Regions from separate parts of the Mus musculus genome. Here region 1 is linked to region 2. The links are chromatin loops, found by intact Hi-C in ENCODE. Cell type or tissue: heart. All regions are shown on one strand. Links, peaks and the distances in the headings refer to the core of each region. The heading gives the core; the rest is flanking DNA.

Evidence for each region. Peaks named below come from ENCODE experiments on the same cell type or tissue, not always from the same donor. Only the 100,000 strongest peaks of a DNase experiment are listed, where the experiment ranks them.
Region 1: it touches region 2 in a loop (2.8-fold over the local background); 15 of 42 quality-filtered maps call a loop at or near these places.

Annotation. Positions count from the first base shown.
Region 1 is chr9:115,709,079-115,711,994 of GRCm38, reverse strand. No RefSeq gene overlaps it. Among named protein-coding and RNA genes, the nearest start is that of D330037F02Rik, 45 kb to the right of the region's middle. In heart, for the core only: a CTCF peak has its summit at 1,780 (motif pointing left); no DNase peak of the experiment used is centred there; H3K27ac peaks cover 81 bases.
Region 2 is chr9:115,857,668-115,860,583 of GRCm38, reverse strand. No RefSeq gene overlaps it. Among named protein-coding and RNA genes, the nearest start is that of Gadl1, 50 kb to the left of the region's middle. In heart, for the core only: a CTCF peak has its summit at 1,537 (motif pointing right); no DNase peak of the experiment used is centred there.

The DNA of each region.
Region 1 (2,916 bases), core at 317-2,816, 150 kb after region 2:
AAGACATATGTTCATATACCGTTTTTTTTGTCCATCTATTATGACGTCAAGAAACAATTTCGAAGTGATTTTACTTTGCATCTCAGGCTGGTGAAGGGAACTGGCCGTATGAGTATCAACATGAACCTATTGCAGTCCACATTCTCTGACTGAAGAATCAGGACACATGTTCCATTTCCTTCCAGATGCAGTCGAGGCTGGTAACTTCCCATCTTCTAAATGTTCTCTTGGGCAGATGCTGTGTCTTCCTGCCTCTGTTTCTCTCCTCCTCCAGCCTTTCCTGTAGGTCTAGGAGAAGACAATAGAAATCCATTACAATTGTAAGGTAAGTGTGATGGTTTGTATATGCTTGTCCCAGGGAGTGGCACTATTGGGAGGTAGGGCCTTGTTGGAGTAGGTGTGTCACTGTGGGTGTGGCCTTTAAGACTCTCTTCCTAGCTGCCTGGAAGGGGGTATTCTGCTAGCAGCCTTTAGATGAAGACATAGAACTCTCAGGTTCTCCTGCACTATGCCTGCCTGGACACTGCCATGTTCCCACCTTGATAATAATGGACGGAACCTCTGAACCTGTAAGCCAGCCTCAATTAAATGTTGTCCTTATAAGAGTTGCCTTGGTCATGGTGTCCGTTCACAACAGGCAAACCCTAACTAAGACGGTAAGCAAGCATGGATGGGAAGGAGGATGCTGGCGATGCCTAGGATACCATCCCGGGGTAAATCTGTAGTTGTACCACACTGCCAACTCTCCTGGGGAACAGAAGCAGAGCTTTCAGCATTACTGTGTCTGCATCAAACAGCCTGAGGTTTGCCTCCCTTACACCCCAGGGGCATTTTGCAAACTTCCCCATTGCTGATCACTTAGAGGAAGCAGCAGCTGAGCTATCTCCCTCCAGCACTTGGCTTTCCATAGAGCAGGGCCTGCTCATTATGCATGGCCTCCCTTTTCTCTGGACACACCATACACATACACACACACACACACACACACACACACACACACACACACACACACATACACACACACACACACACACACATACACACACACACACACACATACACACACACACACACATACACATACACACACACACACACACATACACACATACACACACACACACACACACATACACACACACACACACACACACACACACACACATACACACACACACACACACACACACACACCCTTCCCCTGTTCCTTCCTCCCTGTTTCTCTCTTTCCCCCATATTGCTTTCCAGGAAGGCCCTCTGAACCACTTTTTGTACACAGCAAGACAAATGTTGAGGGTACCATTGAGTTCCGGTGGCTCACAGCCTAGAACACTGGAGATAATCGGGCAATAGTCACCGGATGTCCAACGGTTCTCAATGGGGACCATTAACCGTGAAGCACATGATTGAGAGAGCCATTTATTGGTGTGTCAGATGGCCTTGGCACTGAGTTCCATTCTATGTCATTAACTTAACACAGTACAACACAGCATCGATTGCCCACGTCCACTCTGTGGGAGCCTGCCATGTTTAATGAGAAGTAAACAAGAGAATGTGGAAACAAACGGTCTCTGGGCATCCATCAGTCAGTGACCAAAGCAATGTAAGCCCATCTTGCATGAGAAAAGAAATCTCGGTGTCCTGGCGTGGGAGCACCCTCAGGGACAACTTGTTGGGAGGGAAGGATGCAGGTGACCTGACCACTTTTTTTTTTCTTTCTTTTTTTGTCACCAGATGAATGTTACGAGTGTCCCTTCGGTGTGGGGGTGTAGTGACATCTAGTGGACAACCTGTTGATTGATGTCTGACCTCAAATGACACTGCAGAATTTGGTGATTCTTGAAAAGACACCGGAGAAATGAAAGCGAAAATATAAATATGAATTTGCTACATTCTCATGATCAAAGAAAGTTCCCTCAACTTATGTTTTGTATATTTTTTGAGACTTTTTCACATTAAAATGCAGTCTTGGGGACTGGAGACGCTCACTAGGTAAGAACTCATTTGGTGGACTGTTCTTATAGAGGACGCGGTTCTGTTCCAGCCATTCACAATCATCTGTAAACCCAGTTCCGAGGGAGATCTTGTGACCTCTGTTTTCTCTGAGGGTATTGCATGCAAATGAGCCCCCCACACATAGACAAAGCATTCATACACATAAGATAAAAGTAAAAAATAAATTAAAAACATTTAAATACTGTTCTGATGTCGTATACAGTATTGATTCATAATTAGGTATCTAGCAAAATTAACAATGTTGTCTGTAGATAAAACAGTAATCCAACTCCTGAGACACTTCAAAGTCGTTATGCGAGTTGTTCTACAATCTAGAATTGGAGTGGGGTGGGGGGGTGGGGGCGAAGCAATACCAATAAGGAATTTGAGGATTTTGAGAAATTTTCTCAAATAAAAATTTCTTTTTCAGAGATGGGAATGGTTGTTCTGGATCCGATCCTGATGGGAAAATCGGGGCATTTGGAATCAAAAGAGGTTTGTGAGCCTGGTTTCTCTCGTTTCATTGATCAAGAGAGCCGGTGATACAGATCCTATCAATCTGGTTTATTGAATGATATCTTGTAAGAAGTAATTAGTGTTAAGACACGAGCAGAAAAAAATAGACAAGATCTGTCTCTCTGACTTTTGAATCGGGAACCAATTGAGAAACAGACGACAGAGTCAATGAGACAAAGGCTTAAAAATACAAATTTCACACTTGGTAGAGCGGATTAGACTCTTCCTCAGCCTGCATTCAACACAGACTTTGTGAATCCTGGGCTTTCCTCCTGGGTTCAATTGATAGTGACATGATTGAAGGCTGCGTGTCTCATGCAGTTCCTACTTTACCCGAGATTGTATTTTGTTCCGTTTTCTGCTTTTATCCTTTCCTAACACAAAGGTCTTCAGCCGTTACCCAAA
Region 2 (2,916 bases), core at 214-2,713:
TCTGCTGATGTTTAAATGGACCAATCATGTGAAACCGCTCCAATTCCTCCCCCAACCCCAGACCCTTTTCTATAAAAACCCCTAGCTTCCAAGCCTCATGGTCGAATCCACTGTCTCCTGCGTGAGATATGTTTTGACCCGGAGCTCCGCCATTAAACTACCTTGTGTATTTACCTCAAGACGGTCTGTTTGAGATTTTTGGGTGCACACCGAATAGGGAACAGAGTGGGAGTTTCCCCACTAGGTTCTTTCAAAACTAAAGATAATTAACAGTGACGACAGAGAAAGGAGTATTCAGTGTGGGAAGTATTCATCTAGGAAGAGGAACAAAGGCATAGTGGACCCTAAGTCTCCCCCGTTCCCCATACCCCACTGATGCACACCTTTGTTAAATGAGAAGGGAGCCCCTTGGTCCTGTGGTGGCTCAATGACCCAGTGTAGGGGAATGCTAGGGCGCTGATGTGGCAGTGGGTTTATGGGTGGGAGGAGCACCCATAAACCCACTGCCAGGGGGAGGGGAAAGGGGGCTTGAGGAGGGGAAACTGGGAAGGGGGTAACATTTGAAATGTAAATAAATAAAATAACCAATTAAAAAAAGAAAAAAAAATGAGGTGGTATTACTTGCAGGCCCTTGGAGAACTTTCAAATAAATTATATACAGACATGATAACACAAAGCTCTTCTGGGTCCTGATGTGAGGTTTAGGTTTAAATAGCAGGCAAGAGGTAGGCATGGCTAAGTAGTCCTGGTGAAGGTGTGGTGCCACCCAGCCTGTCTCTAACAAGTTGCCAGAACTTTGTGGAACCTCTTCTTAGAGACAAGTTCCCCCTCAGGCCAGCATTGGGGTTTAGCTTTTTCTTTTCCACAGCACAAGATATCTCTGGGGAAATTGGAATTCCTTGGACCTATTAATTCAATAGTAGTCTGACAGTGAACCGGAGGGGCACCGTGTCTCTTTAGACTATCTTCAGTCTTGCCAGAACAGTTAAAGCACCCTTGAGAATTAGGTATGCTTTATTTGAGAACAAATTAAATTCCATGGTTTGAGTACACTACTTTGAGTCTAAGCAGGTGGTGCTACCACGTCGGCGTCTAAGCGGACAGTAGTAGCAACGGCATAGCTGGCTTCCTCTGGTCAGGATTGGTTTGCAAACGCAACTGTGGCATACTCACTCAGACCTTTTTTCCTCTGCCTCTCAGGCGCTGAGATTCTCAAGTTCTGGCTTGTGTGGTGAATATGACAGTTTGTGTTCATGGGTATAAATGGACTGATTTTTTCTCCCAAGACATATCAGCATCTATATATTCTGGGACAGCTCTCTTGAGTTCTCTGTGAGCTGAGCTTGTCTGACTTACCTTTCTTCTTCCTGCCCAGCTTCTCTCAGTCTTTAGGGCCAGAAGGGGACATTCAGGACACTCATGTGCACAAGTTATTCATTTCCACAGGGTACCAGACTGGCATCTCACTGAAAGGGCATGCCTGGGAACCCTCCTACTCTGAATTCTGACTTGGGTCTGTGTACCCTCCAGGCCACTGGGGGGCAGGGTTTGTTCATCCACATGGCCACTGGTTCTCAAGACTGCTGTAGCCAGAAGATAGTGTACACCAGCGTAGGACAGAGACTCAAGCACCGAGTGGTGATGTCTTAATGCATGTTCTCGGATGGCCTAAATGGAAATTAATGCAGGCATCAGGCTGCTGCTACAGGAGCAAATTTTGATAAGGCAGGAAGAGGAGATAAGAGAAGCAATGTGTAGAGTAATTCATGCTGACGAGAGAAACCGAACAGGGAGTTTTTCTCTAGTGGTTTTGACTACTGTCCCATATTCCCTTACAACATCTTGTTATTCTTGCAAGACTGACTAGCCAAGAAACACCAAGACACATGGTACCTGACCAATGCACATTAGCATTTTCTGACCACAGAGTCACCAGTGAACTTCTTAACCCTTCCTGGCTACCTTTGGGGCCTCCTAGGCTCCTTCCTGGCAATTCTGAGGCTCTTGTGCATTTTGGTTGGCTCTACATACATTATCAAAAAAAAAAAAACAACAACAACAACAACAAGATTTATCTCTATCATTGGGTTCTGTTTCTGCTGAGACTAAAGGCCAGTGTAGAGCATAGAGGCTGTGGTTGGCAGGCTTGACTCTCTGATGCCCCCCCAACTCTATGACCTTGCCAAGTTACCTGCCTCCTCGTGTCTTGATGAGGTGGAGGCCATTGATGATCGTCTGTGAGCGCTGGAGGAGGTGATACACGTGCAGTTTCCACAGTGAGCACAGCTTCTCAACAGAGTGACCACTGGCTTTTCCACCAAAATTAAACCAAGCTGAGATAATGGTTTTGTTTGTTTGTTTGTTTGTTTGTTTGTCTTTGTCTTTTTTTTCCAGTTTCTCTGGCCATAATCTGGGCAATTAGGTAGTGCCTGGGAAGGACCAGGTCTTATGCTCTGAGGCACATGTGACTTCACATTCAATTATGAGACTTGTAATGCTTAGATCTTCCTTTGGGGATAAATAAAAATGGTAACATCTCAGTCAATGGTTGACTGACAGGCTTCCTCCCTCCCTCCCTCCCTCCCTCCCTCCCTCCCTCCCTCCCTCCTTCTCTCCTTTCCATGAAGAAAGTTCTGGAAAGAACAGCACCTTACTCTGAGCCTTCAGAGTAAACTGTCTCTTGTCCTTTTGAGGAAAGAGCTGTGTTTTTGTCGATACATTTTCTTTCTTTCTTCCTTCCTCCCTTTCTTCCTCCTTTCTTCCCCTTCTGTTCTTTGTCCTTCGTCTCCCTGCCTGCTTCATGCTTCTCCATCTTGCCATGGTGTGAAGGATGGCCATAGTGCCCGCTGGTCCCTAGACTATTGCTGTATTTTCCCAGAAGCATGTCCTAAGCATGGAGGCTCGTGTTCCAGGCCC